2 separate regions of the Homo sapiens genome follow, and region 1 is linked to region 2. Evidence: read pairs that join two places in POLR2A ChIA-PET (ENCODE). Cell type or tissue: B cell. All regions are shown on one strand. Each heading gives the region's core, and the rest is flanking DNA. Links, peaks and the distances in the headings are about the cores only. Region 1 overlaps RESF1 (retroelement silencing factor 1). Region 2 has its middle 28 kb from the start of LINC02422.

Region 1 (2,924 bases), core at 265-2,764, 72 kb before region 2:
TACTCCAGCCTGGGAGACAGAGCAAGATGCCGTCTCAAAAAAAAAATCAAATACTCAAAGCTCTACTTTTTCTAGTTGGTCCTCAGCCCAAATCCCTTCCCAGCAAATAACACAGCTAGGACCGGTCTCATTATTAAAATACAGTCATCCCTGGGTATTGAAGAGGGACTGATTCCAGGACACTTCTGCAGCATCCACCCAAATAGATACCAAAATCTGGGGATGCTTAAGTTCCTTATGTAAAATGGCATAGTATATTGTATATAACCTAAAGCATACCCCCCACACATACCTTAAATAATTTCTAGATTACTTTTAATACCTAATACAATGTAAATGCTATGTAAACAGTTGTTATACTATATTGTCTTTTAAGTTTCTATTTTTATGGTTGTATTAATTTTTTTCCCAAATATTTTGGATCCACAGTTGCTTGAATCCACAGATACGGAACACGCAGATACGGAGGGCTGACTATACCTCAACCACACTTAATGGACTTTGAAAAGAGGGGACCAGATTCAAGTCCCTATTCAGTCACTAGCAATGAAACTTAAGTCAAATGATGTAACCTCTCATCTATAAAATGGAAATATCCTTGCCTAAATTGTATTGAAGATTAATCAAATTAACATGTAAATAATTGAATCCAGGGTCTGGCAAACTAAGTCCAGCCTGCTGCCTATTTTGGTAGATAAAGTTTAATTAGAGGCCAGGCACGGTGTCTCATGTCTGTAATCCCAGCACTTTGGGAGGCCGAGGCAGGTGGATTACCTGATGTCAGGAGTTTGGGACCGGCCTGGCCAACACGGTGAAACCCTGCCTCTACTAAAAATACAAAAATTAGCTGGGCGTGGTGGTATGCAACTGCAGTCCCAGCTACTTGGGAAGCTGAGGGAGAAAATCGCTTGAACCTGGGAGGCAGAGGTTGCAGTGAGCCAAGATGACGCCACTGCACTCCAGCCTGGGTGACAGAGTGAGACTCTGTCTCAAAATAAATAAATAAATAAATAAATAAATAAATAGTTAATCAGAACACAGCTGATACTCATCTACATATTATCTGCAGCCATTTCCCTGAAACAGAGTCAGAGCTGAGTAGTCAGGACAGACACCTTATGACCCAGAAAACCTAAAGTATTTGCTGTCTGGTCCTATACAGGTAAAATATGCAAACCTCTTAGCTAACTCATTGTGATAAGACTTATTTTCCTATTAAAATAAAATAAAGCTCAGCCTTTCATTCCACAGCACGACAACACAAAAATGTCCTCCTACCACTCAAACACAAACACTGAATGACTGAAAAAAAAAAAAGAACATGGATAAAATCATACTTTACAATCATATCATAACCATAATCCAATTTCCATATACCAGATAGGGAGATAAGTGAATGAAGATTTAAAAAGATGACTTTACCTCTCTCTTGGCTGTCTTTCTGTGTCCTTTTCTTTGTAGCAACAAATTTTAACCAGTCTTCTTTTGTACTTTTTATTCCTGAAACTATTTAAATATTCATTTTCAGAACTCTAGATATTGCTAATCATCTCCTTTAGTACTATAACAAAGGAAAATCATGTAAGCTGAAAATAGATTTTGAAAGGCCCTAGATATAACCACATGTAACACAACTCTAAAAAAAGGACTGGAAAAATGATTTCTATTTGAAATGCTTACCTCAATTAAAAAATGAGTTTATCTTTACTATGTAATTATGTTCCCCTCACATGAACTGAAGAGGTTAATACATCTCCAGATATTAAAGGACACATGAGATAGAAAACTACATTGCCCCCACCCACTTCCAATGTTCCCATTATATCCCCACCTCAAATTCCAAGGATCCAAATGAAAGAACCTATTGAAATCACCAATTTTTTACAAAATGAATATATCCCTATCTTCTTTTCCAGGAAAACATATCCTGTTTATGCTATTGTTTTATGAACCCCAACAAATATAGTCAGAAAAGCAGAGCAAAGACTTCAATTTCCATTCAAATCCTTTAGTTTTCCAATCTTTCTCAGCACAATGCTTTACATATAATATCCACTATGTCTAAATGTTCCCTTAGTACCATGAACAACTAGTTATCAATTTTCTCCTTCCTTCCTGCACTACATTGAGAAGTCTACCATTAAGCTACCTAATATTCATAGCTGCCAGCTTGGCTTTAAAGATTTTAAATTATAACACTGGACAATACTGCTTTCAAGGTTCTTCTATCTTATGAGTAGGCTAGATGTTACCATTTTAAATATAGTGATAACACAGCCATCAACTGTTTCAAAGAGGACAATTAGTTGACCCATTTCCATATGAACAAAAAGACTTCAGTATTCATCATTACTTATCCTCTAACATTCAGAACAAAATTTCAAGTTCACAGGGCTTTCAAATTACAAGTCCAAAGGAGAATTAACAAAACCAAGACTCTTACATTACTAGCTACTTGACACTTTTCTGACATTCCCACAAGGAATGTGGAATGTTTTTCACAGTACAGCCTTCTTGGTACTAACTGAAATATTTCTATCTGGCAAGTTTTACATATAGCTCGTCATGACGACCAATTTTCTACAATTTACAATAAGGTGGCAATGAACACAAAACAAATATTGCCCAATGAAACATTGGTTTACCAGGCAAAACAAATACTAGGTAGTGGCATAACACATTAAAGTCTTTCCCAGCAGCCCAAGACAGCATGAGAGGTGCTAGCCCAAATATTGACCTACGACTCTTTACAATATTGTAGACACCACCAAGAAAATCATACTGGACCTTGCAGAGGGGCTTGCTCCTTCCTAGGATGAGGCTTTACATCCTTCCGTTCTTCCACAGAGTTTGTATTCTTTAGTAAGATATCTGGACATAATTTAAACTCCAGCATGTTTGATTTTTCTGTGTTACCTTTCACC
Region 2 (2,924 bases), core at 320-2,819:
CTGACATAAGCTCAACAATGTACGCTCTCTGAGGTGGTAGAGACTGGAGAATAAATTTGCTGGTGACAAAGCCAAGCTTCTCAAGAAATTAAGCAGGATGAAAGGAGAATCTTATGATTTTTCCTCCTTATGAGAAGCCCTACAAAAAGAGAGCGACAAGGGAAATAAAGACCATCTTTGGAAACTAAAGAACAATAACCAACAGTACCTGAAGCAGATTCACAAGAGTCACATTTCAAAAAACTAATTGTTTTTTATTTGTAATTTTTTTTTCCTGCCAATCTGAACCTGGAAAAGAAGAAACAGGGAAATTTTTTACCTTCCTCTCTTGACCAGGTACCACAAATAGAAGTCTGGGAGAAGCTAGTTGGGCGCAGTGGCTCACGCCTATAATCCCAGTACTTTGGGAGGCCGAGGCAGGTGGATCACGAGGTCAGGAGTTCAAGACCAGCCTGGCCAACATGGTGAAACCCCGTCTCTACTAAAAATACAAAAATTAGCTGGATGTGGTGGCAGGTGCCTCTAATCCCAGCTACTCGGGAGGCTGAGGCAGGAGAATCGCTGTAACCCAGGAGGCAGAGGTTGCAGTGAGCCGAGATCACGCCACCATTACACTACAGCCTGGGCAGCAGGGGGAGACTCTGTCTCAAAAAAAAAAAAAAAAAAGAAGTCTGGGAGAAGCTGACTTTCATAAAAATCCTACCTATTTATATTGGCTTCTGCAAGTTCTCCCAGGATTCCACTTATAGGTCTTGGAGTGAGTGGAGTGTCTCTATTGGTCCCAACTGAGTTGCCAAATTGTAGAGGAGAAAATATAATTTTTTTCTTTCCCTCATAGGTTCTTATTTGAGACACTCCCCAAAACAATGAAGCCATCCTTGTAATTAAAAGTGGCAACAGAAAACACCTGAAAAAAGGCCTCAATCTGAACCATGTCAGGAGGTTTAGAACACAAGAGGACTCACCCAGTGAATTCCAGGGCTATCAAGATCAATGGAGTGCAAAAGCGTCCTGCAGGTACCTTTGCTTGGGTCCATGGTGGCATCAGAGATCAAGAGGGAACTGCTCTGTATCCCACTTCTGACACCACGTAATATAAACTAATAAGAAATAAAACCAACGCTGTGGATCAGCAAACAAAAGAGAAGATATTTTAGCCCAGCATGATGGCTCATGCCTGTAATTTCAATACTTTGGGAGGCTTAGGTGGGAGGATCACATGAACCCAGGGGTTAGAGACCAGCCTGGGCAACATAGTAAGACATTGTCTCTACAAAAAATAAAATTAGCTGGGCACGGTGGCGCATGCCTGTAGTCCCAGCTTGGGAGGCTGAGGTGGGAGGATCACTTGAGCCTGGGAGGTGGAGGTTGCAATGAGCCAAGATTGTGTCACTGTGCTCCAGGCTAGGTGACAGAGCAAGAGACCCTGTCTCAGAAAAAAAAAAAAAAAAAAAAGGTATTTTAATTGGGGTCTTTCATGACTTGCAATTTAGGAGACACAAATCTGTTCCATTCAGACAAGACTGGGCAGGGGCTTATAAAGGTTTCTTGCAAGTTTACACAAGTTGAAAATTTTAGCACAATCCATGATTGACAATGGTTGATTGACAGCTTGTATGTCTCTAGGCAGTAATGAGCTTAATTCAGCACAGTTGTCTCCTCAGGAGGTTGGTGATTAGACCTGGTGTAAATAGTTCAAATCAAATACAGCTGCTTCTTAAAGAAGTTTTAAATTTGGCTCAGTTCAAAGAGGTCAAATTCCTTCTGGGTGTGTACGTGACTGGGGTTCAACTCCCAACTCCTTATGCCCTCTTGGCTCCTTTTTAGAGACCTCTGACATAATCATCTCTATTTTGGATTTCTTTTCACTCTATCTATTATCTATATATCTATCTATAGTATATGTGTGTATGCATAAATACTGTTAAGAATTCCTTTGTATTTCACAGAATGCATAGATTAATTGGAAGAGATTTTCCTGTTTTTAATTTTTAATTTTATGTTGAGTCCTCTGATCCAGAGACTGTCTCTCCATTTATCCAGGTGTTCTTTTATATCCTTTTTTTTTTTTTTTTTTTTGAGACAGGGTCTTGCTCTGTCACCCAGTCTGGAGTGCAGTGGCATAATCTTGGCTTACTGCAACCTCTGCCTCCTGGGCTCAGGTGATCCTCTCACCTTAGCCTCCCAAGTAGCTGGGACTACAGGCATGCACCACCCACCACACCCAGCTGGTTTTTCTTTTTCTTTTTTTTTTTTTTTGAGACAGAGTCTTACTCTGTAGCCCAGGCTGGAGTGCCGTGGCTCAATCTCAGTTCACTGCAACCTCTGCCTCCCCAGTTCCGGTTCAAGCAGTTTTCCTGCCTCAGCCTCCTGAGTAGCTGAGATTACAGGCGTGTACCACCATGCCCAGTTAATTTTTTTTTTTTTTTTTTTTTGAGACAGACTCTCGCTCTGTTGCCGGGCTGGGGTGCAGTGGTGCAATTTCAGCTCACTGTAACCTCTGCCTCCTGGATTCAAGCGATTCTCCTGCCTCAGCCTCCTGAGTAGCTGGGATTACAGGCGCACACCACGCCCAGTTAATTTTTGTATTTTTAGTAGAGACAGGGTTTCACCACATTGGCCAGGATGGTCTTGAACTCCTGACCTCGTGATTCACCCGCCTAAGCCTCCCAAAGTGCTGGCATTACAGGTGTGAGCCACCATGCCTGGCCTAGTTTTTGTATTTTTAGTAGAGATGGGATTTCATCGTGTTGTCCAGGCTGGTCTCAAACTCCTGTGCTCAAGTGATCCTCGCGCCTCAACCTCCCTAAGTGCTGGGCTTACAGGCATGAGCCATTGCACCTGGTTGTTTATATCTTTTTATACAATCATACAGTTTTATGCAGTCTTTGTAGGTAGTCTAGTTTCTCCTGCTATTGTAAGGA

Evidence for each region. Peaks named below come from ENCODE experiments on the same cell type or tissue, not always from the same donor. Only the 100,000 strongest peaks of a DNase experiment are listed, where the experiment ranks them.
Region 1: POLR2A ChIA-PET joins it to region 2 with 5 read pairs; 8 of 35 experiments call an interaction of 5 or more read pairs at or near these places.

Annotation. Positions count from the first base shown.
Region 1 is chr12:31,985,821-31,988,744 of GRCh38, reverse strand. It overlaps RESF1 (retroelement silencing factor 1), which reads right to left. Exons shown (of 6, transcript NM_018169.4): 4 at 2,788-2,924; 5 at 1,423-1,506. Among named protein-coding and RNA genes, the nearest start is that of RESF1, 28 kb to the right of the region's middle. In B cell, for the core only: no CTCF peak of the experiment used is centred there; no DNase peak of the experiment used is centred there; H3K27ac peaks cover 1,637 bases.
Region 2 is chr12:31,913,813-31,916,736 of GRCh38, reverse strand. No RefSeq gene overlaps it. Among named protein-coding and RNA genes, the nearest start is that of LINC02422, 28 kb to the right of the region's middle. In B cell, for the core only: no CTCF peak of the experiment used is centred there; no DNase peak of the experiment used is centred there.